Regions from separate parts of the Mus musculus genome. Here region 2 is linked to region 1. Evidence: chromatin loops called from intact Hi-C (ENCODE). Cell type or tissue: left cerebral cortex. All regions are shown on one strand. Each heading gives the region's core, and the rest is flanking DNA. Links, peaks and the distances in the headings are about the cores only.

Evidence for each region. Hi-C counts contacts between places; a loop is a spot of excess contacts. Peaks named below come from ENCODE experiments on the same cell type or tissue, not always from the same donor. Only the 100,000 strongest peaks of a DNase experiment are listed, where the experiment ranks them.
Region 2: a loop joins it to region 1, with 3 times the contacts of the local background. A loop is called at or near these places in 5 of 42 quality-filtered maps.

Annotation. Positions count from the first base shown.
Region 1 is chr5:86,356,904-86,362,291 of GRCm38, reverse strand. All of the region lies in intron 1 of Tmprss11d (transmembrane protease, serine 11d), which reads left to right. The region is part of intron 1 of Gm35367 (a long non-coding RNA gene); the gene reads right to left. Among named protein-coding and RNA genes, the nearest start is that of Tmprss11d, 14 kb to the left of the region's middle. In left cerebral cortex, for the core only: no CTCF peak of the experiment used is centred there; a DNase peak (open chromatin) is centred at 2,407.
Region 2 is chr5:86,682,121-86,687,508 of GRCm38, reverse strand. No RefSeq gene overlaps it. Among named protein-coding and RNA genes, the nearest start is that of Tmprss11b, 8.5 kb to the right of the region's middle. In left cerebral cortex, for the core only: a CTCF peak has its summit at 2,618 (motif pointing right); a DNase peak (open chromatin) is centred at 2,624.

The DNA.
Region 1 (5,388 bases), core at 168-5,167:
GCATTCATTCAAAGATAAATACAACATAATATTTATAACACAGGCTTACTATATAGCAGCTTACATGAATAATTCAGAAACAAATCAAATAATAACTCAGAAAATGCTATATAATAGCAACTATACCAGGCACTGCTTACAAACAAACCAAGAAGAGTGGCATGGAATCTTGAAAAGATGTAGCTTCTGCAATGTCTGCTGTTAGATTTACAAATAAATTGCCTATATTGAATGCTTTTAAAAGTAAAAAGATTCAAAATAATAATTTTAGTAAGCGAAGTGATGGCTTCTCAAAGCTGTGGACATTTAAAAATGAATTTATGGATAATTAATAATTTCTTAAAAGAAATGATATCACTAATATCCATGCCCTTGTAGGCACCTGCACAAACATATCATGTGCTCCATCTTCCCTCTCTTCACCTTCTCTAGTGCAACCATTGTCTATGGGTGATATCTTAATGCCCTTCATTGTCTTCATAGCTTTTTACCTTTGGGGCATATCATTTAAAACATAACTTCTATATCCACAAATGCATAAGATGTGATCAAAATTGCACTGTGAAGTATGTACTAGTGTATCTATGATCCTAGTTATCAGGATTACATTCTAAGGGTGTCCTACAGCTGACATACAAACACAGAGTGCTCCAAAGCAGATTCAGTGTTACAAATACACAGAGTCCCTTTAGGGTATATTCCTACATATGTTAGTTTTCTATGACACATGGTGTGCATGCTTATGTTTGCCAATAATTTTATCTAAGTGGAAATGGTTTCTCATTAAAACACCTCTGAAACAATTCTTGTTTAGCTCTTAGTGATCATCCACACTGCAAAATCTTATGTAGGTCTCCTTGCTTGTCTTACTTATAAGCACTCCGTGGTTGTTCATTCTCTCTACCATATATGGTCTCCAGTATGCTTTCAATTCTCTACATTCTTGGTTTCTCCCTGACCACACTCATCCTCTTTTATTTCCCAGCTTGTTAAAAAAGATGGTTCTCGTTTTCCTTTCCCCTAAGTTTCGAGTGGAGGATTAGTTCTCTCTAGCTCTATTTTCTGTGTGACACTGTTTATTCTTTTTATTTGTTTGTTTGGTTTTGGTTTTGGTTTTGGTTTTGGTTTTGGTTTTGGTTTTGGTTTTGGTTTTGGTTTTGGTTTTGGTTTTGGTTTTTCGAGACAGGGTTTCTCTGAATAGCCCTGGCTGTCCTGGAACTCACTTTGTAGACCAGGATGGCCTCAAACTCAGAAATCCGACTGCCTCTGCCTCCCGAGTGCTGGGATTAAAGGCGTGTGCCACCACACCCGGCTCGACACTGTCTATTCTGGAGGTCACTGTGTAATACTGTGTAAGCTGGTGGCCCAGAAGGCAGTCAGTAGTCCATGGAGACCATAATCATTCTGTGAGAAGCAAAAATGTTCTCTTCGTTGAAAATGAGCTTTAAGATCCTATGGCAAAACTGTATTGTTTAATATTGCCTTTGTAGTATTTGTCTTATTATTGCTTATCTTACATGTTATATACTCATCAGTTGAGCACAAGTCTGCTTTTCTTATTAGAAACTGTTAGATACAAGGTGTACAGAATTAGAATGAAAAGAGCAGAGACCTGTTATTTTCTTATTTATTGGAAGAACACCCACTAAAAAACTAAATAAGTAAATGACTGTCCAATTCTAATTATAGTAATGCCACAAGCAAAAACTTGAGGGGCTTTGGTTAATTAGGATGGATGCAAGCAACTGTGAAGCATTTTCTTTGTGGAAATTTCAGCAATATCAGGCAATATTAACTGAAAATCCAAACTTTACTGGCTAAAAAGCCAACCATATTTAGTGACTAAGAATTTTCCATTTCACTTTTGCTAGTAAGAAGACACTGAAATGTCCATTGTCGTGAAAAACATACCAATCTACCTGTTCCTGGGAAGCTTCCTTGAAGACCTATTTATAAGCAGAATCTTAGGAACATACAGAACAGATTGCACACTCTTTTAAAGGCAATTAGAGAGTTTACATGATATCCTAAAAAGAACTGTAAAGCAACTAAAGACCATGAACAGGAGCATTTTCTGCTAGAGTAACATGAGAAACTTGCTTGATATTGGAATCATTCAATAAGACAGAAAATTTGAGGAAATATCTATTCATTGGAGGGGAACAAGAGAAGGTTGTGAGAGTTAGAAAATATAAAATTAACACTTCATTTCAGAAACATGAATGCTAAATGTCAAGTAGAGATACATGAAGGTTGCAGTTGGATATTACAACCAAAAAAATTATGCATAGATCAATGTTACTTAAAATATGAACTTTGGTTATTCTTGGCTATAAGATTCCTAAATGTAGATTTTTGAACAGCACAGCCAGATTGTTGGAAATTGTGTGGATGGTAAATATGAAAATTTGCAGTTCCCAAGCTCCTTCTCTTCTTATGCACATGATTGGCAGGAATGGTAATGAAAACTGTCTGAATTAGGTCAGCTAGAGGAAATGGAGAGAAAATAAACAGAGCATGAAACAACACTAAGCAATTAAAGACAAAGCAACTAGCAAAAGGCATTTAGGAGTTTGAAAAAGGGACGGAAAGAGAAAGACAAGGCTGTTTTAGAAAAGGACAGCTTTGGGAGCGTTTGGCTCTCAGTCTAGGCCAGGCAGCAGAGTACCAATCACATTTCTTACTGACTCTAATGGAGAAGTCAACCACAGAATGGGCCTCTCAGTGTCCAGTTATTAAGGCTGTCCAAACGAGCCATATAATACAACAATACAGACGTCCATCAGCCAGAATCACAACTCTGGAATTAAACTTTTATTGTTTGTACTGAATACTACATATGTATTATGCTGCACATTTGCTCTATTTACTACCAACAAAAGGCAATGCTTTAATGAAAGTGAATGTTTCTATGACTATGAAATACCTAGAAGAGGTGACACCTAGACCTTATCTCAGATAGAAATGAGGGTTTAAAAACAAGGGCAACACTTCAGCCACCTGCTATCATGCCTCCAATGGCTAGCAGAACAATGTATGCATTCAGTAGTTATGGATGCTTCCAGTGTCCATTAATAAACACTACATATATGTAGCACCCATCACACAGTGGATTACAAGAAAGTAAAGCTTCCAAGAAAATTCTTGGGCAAAACATCAAGAAGCCTAAATGTTGGCCTTTGTAGTACTGTGTCTGTCTGTCTACATATCATTTTATTCATCTGCATGAGAAAAGGGAAGGAGAGGCTTTTGAAATTGCTTGCAGTTGCTAATATTCTGCTATTCTACAAACTGCTACCAATCTTCCAGCATGTTGTTATAAAAAAGTACCCTTCAGGGCTGGAGAGATGGTTCAGAAGTTAAGAGCACCGCCTGCTCTTATAGAGGTCCTGAGTTCAATTCCCAGCAACCGCATGGTGGCTAACAACCATCTGTAATGAGATTGGTGCCCTCTTCTGGCCTGCAGAGATACATACAGGCAGAATGCTGTACATATAATAAATAAATAAATCTAAAATTACTACTCTGCTACTCACATGAATTTTAACTTTTTGTCAGTTAAATATTTTAAATGATTTATCAGTTTTATTGCATGTTAAAAGTATATTTCCAACTAAAAATAGGATTTATATAGAAGAAAAAATATAATTTAATAACAGTACTTCATTTAATCTTCACAACTTCTAAGTATGTATTCTCATTTTTTTTGCACATAGAAACTAAAGTTCAGAGAGGTTTTGCCACTTTCTAGTAGTCAAATAGGACTGTGTGATTTCAAACCAACAGTTGTCACAACTGTATCTTCTATATTACTTGTGTAATAATTTAAAGATATGAGGCTTTGTATAGTGTTTCATATGCAGTTTTATATAAAACCTGAAACAAGTGACTACATGATACATTGTTCAAGAAAAAAAAGAATCCCTTTGATGTCTGGCTTTCTACTCAGTGTTAGAAAGTGTGGCAAAACTCAGACTAGACAAGGCTTTACCTCCATCACAGCCTGTACAGACTTGGGTAGGATGGTATGAAACAAATCAATCAGTGCCTGCATTCATTTTGTTTTTGTTGTTTTTGTTTTAATATACCAAGCCCTAGTACAGGGCCTACCAAGAACCAAACATCATCTATCGTAGTTGTTTTAACAAAATTTAAACTCATTTATCCTAATACAACTGGAAGTTAAGCCCTGTTGCCTCTAATTGGCAGATGAGGGAATTAAGAGTTAAATGACTTCCCAGGTTCACAGAATAGATAAACACTGGATGAGAAATCAGCTGGGATAGGTTCAGTCTAGATGCTTGAGTATACTGTGGCATCTTCCTCTCTCTGTCCCTCACTGAGCTTACAGTCCAATGCAAGACAATTGATGAGATGGACAGACAAGTAACTGACATGTGAGCAGACACACCTGTTCTCCTCAGTTAACCACAATGCAACGTCATCATTGTGGCATTTTTGAATAGAGTATGATGTAGCAGATTCTTCTTCCCGACTCCTACTATATACTACTGTCATGAATCCAGTGCTGACAAAGTTGGGGAGCCTTAGGAGAGGGTGGAGCATCTCCTTGATGGAAAGGTCATGGAACTGAGGAGGTCTTTCAATGTCAAGGACGACTGGAGAAAGAAGTGTGGCAGTCACCAGAAACCTCATCGATTCTTTGTTTCAATGACAAAGAAGAAAAATGGAGTCTAGAATAAGGTACTGATCATAGCACTCCCCCAAGCCCTCCATGAAAACTGCTCCCAGGTCATAAGAACATAATATGCTGTGTATCTCCAAAGCTCTGAGAAATGACACCTTTTAAAAGGGCTGCAGAACTTTTGTTTCATAGACCACGCACTTCTGCTCACTTTGTTATAAGCTGAAGCATCCCAGGAAAATGATGCAGAGCAGCCCAGTTCTTTGTTCTGATTCTGAAAACCATACAAGATTGATGTTTGAAAAACACATCGATGAAAGTAAATACTACTTAAAAGCATTTGAAATAACTAATCTTAGGCGGGGCCCATGATTCGCTAAAAGCTTCCTTTTCACTTTGTCCATGAGAACAATTGTCATTTACTAGATAGAGTAATTAAACAAAACTAACCGTGAGGAATACAAACAGGGCACAATCCCAGTTCTCCTCAGTAAGTCATATGTTGTAACCATTTGTCAGCTCTTCTGAAAGAATGTTTGTACCATCTATCTTGACTCGTTTTACTCAATATATTTTGAAGTATCTTTGTCCTTCAAATTCCTTATCCATGATTTTTTCATAACTATAATTTGTATGTTTCATGATGTATTCTTCTGCATTCCTCCTCTCCATCACCCTTAGCATTTCATTTCCAATCACCCCGTTCCCGACCCCAAACGTTTTAAGTGAATTTCATGTGCCTT
Region 2 (5,388 bases), core at 281-5,280, 330 kb before region 1:
AATGTTGGGTCTTGTTTGTGTAGCCAGTTTTTTAGTCTATGTCTTTTTATTGGGGAGTTGAGACCATTGATGTTAAGAGATATTAAGGAAAAGTAATTGTTGCTTCCTGTTATTTTTGTTGTTAAAGTTAGCATTCTGTTCTTGTGGCTGTCTTCTTTTAGGTTTGTTGAGGGATTACCTTCTTGTTTTTTCTAGGGCATTGTTCCCGTTCTTGTATTGGTTTTTTTCTGTTATTAACCTTTGAAGGGCTGGATTCGTGGAGAGATAATGTGTGAATTTGGTTTTGTCGTGGAATACTTTGGTTTCTCCATCTATGGTAATTGAGAGTTTGACTGGGTATAGTAGCCTGGGCTGTAATTTGTGTTCTCTTAGTGTCTGTATAACATCTGTCCAGGCTCTTCTGGCTTTCATAGTCTCTGGTGAAAAATCTGGTGTAATTCTGATAGGCTTGCCTTTGTATGTTACTTGATCTTTTTCCCTTACCGCTTTTAGTATTCTATCTTTATTTAGTGCATTTGTTGTTCTGATTATTATGTGTCGGGAGGAATTTCTTTTCTGGTCCAGTCTATTTGGAGTTCTGTAGGCTTCTTGTATGTTCATAGGTATCTCTTTCTTTATATTTGGGAAGTTTTCTTCAATAATTTTGTTGAAGATGTTTGCTGGTCCTTTGAGTTGAAAATCTTCATTCTCATCCACTCCTATTATCCGTAGGTTTGGTCTTCTCATTGTGTCCTGGATTTCCTGGATATTTTGAGTTAGGATCTTTTTGCATTTTCCATTTTCTTTGATTGTTGTGCCGATGTTCTCTATGGAATCTTCTGCACCTGAGATTCTCTCTTCCATCTCTTGTATTCTGTTGCTGATGCTCAAATCTATGGTTCCAGATTTCTTTCCTAGGGTTTCTATCTCCAGTGTTGCCTCACTTTGAGTTTTCTTTATTGTTTCTACTTCCCTTTTTAGGTCTAGTATGGTTTTGTTCATTTCCATCACCTGTTTGTATGTTTTTTCCTCTTTTTCTGTAAGGACTTCTACCTGTTTGATTGTGTTTTCCTGTTTTTCTTTAAGGACTTCTAACTCTTTAGCAGTGTTCTCCTGTATTTCTTTAAGTGATTTATTAAAGTCCTTCTTGATGTCCTCTACCATCATCATGAGATATGCTTTTAAATCTAGGTCTAGGTTTTCGGGTGTGTTGGGGTGCCCTGGACTGGGCGAAGTGGGAGTGCTGGGTTCTGATGATGGTGAGTGGTCTTGGTTCCTGTTAGTAGGATTCCTACGTTTACCTTTCGCCATCTGGTAATCTCTGGAGTTAGTAGTTATAGTTGACTCTGTTTAGAGATTGTTCTTCTGGTGATTCTGTTACCGTCTCTCAGCAGACCTGGGAGACAGATTCTCTCCTCTGAGTTTCAGTGCTCAGAGCACTCTCTGCTGGCAAGCTCTCTTACAGGGAAGGTGCGCAGATATCTTGTTTTTGGACCTCCTCCTGGTCGAAGAAGAAGGCCCAAAACAGGGCCTCTCTCAGAAGCTGTGTTGCTTTGGCAGTTCCCAGAAGCTGTCAGCTTCTGTGGTGCAGACTCTCACCTGTGCAGACTAAAATCCTAAGATCCAGGGAGTCCTGGAACCAAGATGGCGACCGCTGCTGCTGAGGCTGAGGCCGTCTCCGAGCCAGGCAGACACCTGTCCTCTGGTCCGGACGGTGGCCGGCTGTCTGCGGCCCGCCAAGAGTACTGCCTCAGCGGCTCTGTGCTTCCGCCCGTCCCAGAAGCTGTCCAGTTCTCTCTATATTTACATTTCAAATGTTATCCCCTTTCCTAGCTTCCCCTCCGAAAACCCCCTATCTCCTCCCTCCTGCTCTGCAACCCACCCACTCCCATTCCTGGTCCTGGCATTCCCCTATACTGGGTCATAGAGCCTTCACAGGACCAAGGGCCTCTCCTCCCATTGATGAGCGACTAGGCCGTCCTCTGTTACATAAATAGCTAGAGCCACAAGTTCCACCATGTGTTTTCTTTGATTGGTGGTATAGTTCCAACGAGCTCTGGGGGTACTGGTTAGTTCATATTGATGTTCCTCCTATGGGGCTTCTGTCCCCTTCAACTCCCTGGGTATTTCTCTGGCTCCTTCACTGGGGACCTTGTGCTCCATCCAATGGATGACTGTGAGCATTGCCAGGCACTGGCAGAGCCTTGCAGGAGACAGCTATATCAGGCTCCTGTCAGCAGTGTCTTGGCATCTGCCTAATGATTGGGTTTGGTAAGCCAGTGATTCTTATATGAGGTTTCAAGTCTGAATCTCCCTTAGCTACTTGAGTATATGTTGTTACTAATCTAAGATCGCTCTGAAGATGTCTGCTTTCCTTTAACATTTTTTAATATTCCTTTAACATCATTTAACAGTTTTTGTGGTTAAATCTAGTGGCCGAACGCATGTATGTGTGAACAAGGATCATGGAGAGCTGCACTTAACATGTCTCTAGGCCCTCGCTGCTTGTCTGCATCCTTCTTACTGCACCAAATCATTTACTTTCTTTTTAAAGATTTATTCACTCTTGTTTTTATTATATCTGTACGAATGCTTTGCCTTCATATTTGCATGTTTACTGTGCAGATGCCTGGTGCCTGCAGAGGGCAGCAGAGGGCCGCAGATGCTCTGGAACAAGAGTTCTAGGAGTTAAGTCTGGTTTTTAGACATCCTGTGGTTTCTGGGAACTAAATCTGCGTCTCCTGCAAAAGCTGAAATGGTTCTTAATTGCTGAGTGAACTCTCTAGCCTTCAATACAATGTACTTTTAAATAAAATCACTTTGTTTTGGAGGATGCTAATGAGAAGAACTATTTATTATGTGTAGGATGGTAATAACTATTTCTTTTATATTTTAAATAAAGCCTAAAAGTTCAGAACACTTTGTGGTCCTCCTTTATGCTGTTCCTTTACAGTCGGGGGCTTGTGATTTATGTAAAATCTACTGCTGTGAACATGAGATATAACGAGTTCTCTTTACCAGATCTCCGGCTGGAGGACTGCCCAGTGTGCGTGCTTCTTACTGGGGTTGTGAGTCCATTGGAGTTCCTTCAGCCTTCTTTGCACTGACGGTGCACTTCACTATAGGTAAGTAAGCAGAACAATACATTTGCTAATGTATCGAATCAAGAAAGCATTTCAATTCTGTTAGCTTGAGCTGCAGTACAAAATAAACAAAAGACGAAAACAGCAGATGCAGAGCCCTAACTTTGTTATTCATTGGAGAAGTGGACGCTTCTTGGGTAAAGGTGATTCCGTCTTTAACACACTTTGCCAGAGGTGATCTGTGTGAGAGCATAAAGCACGCCTACAGTTCACAGCTCTGTGGCAGGTTAGAAGACGAGGATAGAAAAATTCCTCTCCAGAGGACAAGGAGAGGAATCAAGGGAAATCGCAATGTAACCAGGCTACCCACTTGCAGAGATCCAGAAGGGGCAGGGATCCCTCTTGCTTTCATTTTCTTGACTTGTCCGGCAGAGTGTCTCTGTTCAATTGATGATTAAATTGGGTCCAGACCCATTCCAGTGAAACAAAGGAAATTGTCGGTTTGCTGAAGAGGCTGCCTGGGGGGAAAATGGTAGCAACACATCTGATGGAGGATTAGTGTGTAGGATAAACAAGGAACTAGAAACAAAAGAAAACAAGAAAACAAAAAGAAAAACAAACAACAACTACAACAACAACAACAAAAAACCCTGAACACAGTGACACACTTAACCCTGAACAGGCAACCCACTTAAAACATGGATATGGGGCTGAAAGAGAGAATTGTCAGAAGAAATACCAATGGTTAAGAAGAACCCAGATGCCCCTCAACAGAGGAATGGATACAGAAAATGTGGTACATTTACACAATGGAGTACTACTCAGCTATTAAAAAGAATGAATTTATGAAATTCCTAGGCAAATGGATGGACCTGGAGGGCATCATCCTGAGTAAGGTAACCCAATCACAAAGGAACTCACACAATATGTACTCACTGATAAGTGGATATTAGCCCAGAAACTTAGGATACCCAAGATATAAGATACAATTTGCTAAACGCATGAAACTCAAGAAGAATGAAGACCAAAGTGTGGACACTTTGCCCCTTCTTAGAATTAGGAACAAAACACCCATGGAAGGGGTTACAGAGATGAAGTTTGGAGCTGTGACGAAAGGATGGACCATCTAGAGACTGCCATATCTGGGGATCCATCCCATAATCAGCTTCCAAACGCTGACACCATTGCATACACTAACAAGATTTTGCTGAAAGGACCCAGATATAGCTGTCTCTTGTGAGACTAGGCTGGGGCCTAGCAAACACATAAGTGGATGCTCACAGTCAGCTATTGGATGGAACACAGGGCCCCCAATGGAGGAGCTAGAGAAAGTACCCAAGGAGCTAAAGGGATCTGCAACCCTTTAGGTGGAACAACATTATGAACTTACCAGTACTCCGGCGCTCTTGACTCTAGCTGCATATGTATCAAAAGATGGCCTAGTCGGCCATCACTGGAAAGAGAGGCCCATTGGACTTGCAAACTTTATATGCCCCAGTACAGGGGAACGCCAGGGCCAAAAAGTGGGAGTGGGTGGGTAGGGGAGTTGGGGGGAGGGTATGGGGGACTTTTGGGATAGCATTGGAAATGTAAATGAGGAAAATACCTAATAAAAATATTTAAAAAAAAAAGAAAAAAAGAAATATTTTAAAGTATATTCACTATTCTTATCCTTCAGGAAAATGCCAAATAAACTACTCTGAGATGTCATCTTATGGTAGTCAGATTGACTTAGATTACGAAAACAGACAAAAACCATTGGCATTATGTAGGGAATAGAGAACCACCATGTGTGCTTCTGGGGATGTAAATTGATAAAGTCACTGTGAAAATCAGTGTGGCATTTCCATAGAAAACAAGAAACAGATTCTCCATTCTACCTAACTGTACCACCTTTGGATATATACCCAAAGAACTGCATTCGCTATTACAAGGACATGTATGCACATCCATATTCCCTGATGCTCTATTCACCAGAGCTAGGGCATGAAAACCGACTCGGTGATTGGATCTAGAAAACATGGTAGCTACATATGAGAGTTTTTTTTTTTTTATTAATCTGTGAAGGAAAGTGAAACTATGAAGCTTGCATAATTGTGAATTGTATATGGTACTGGAAAAATTGTACTGACTGAGGTAAATCAGACCTAGAAAGAGAAATATTATGTTTCAGTCTTAGGTGAATCATAGCATCAAATTTCTAGAATTTTTTGCTTAATTTGTGTAAAACTGGAATTCAAGAGACAGAAAGATGCCAGTGGTGAGGAGGAAAAGAAAGCACTTAAGGTAAAGGGGTGAAACAGGACACAGGTGATGTAAACGAGGA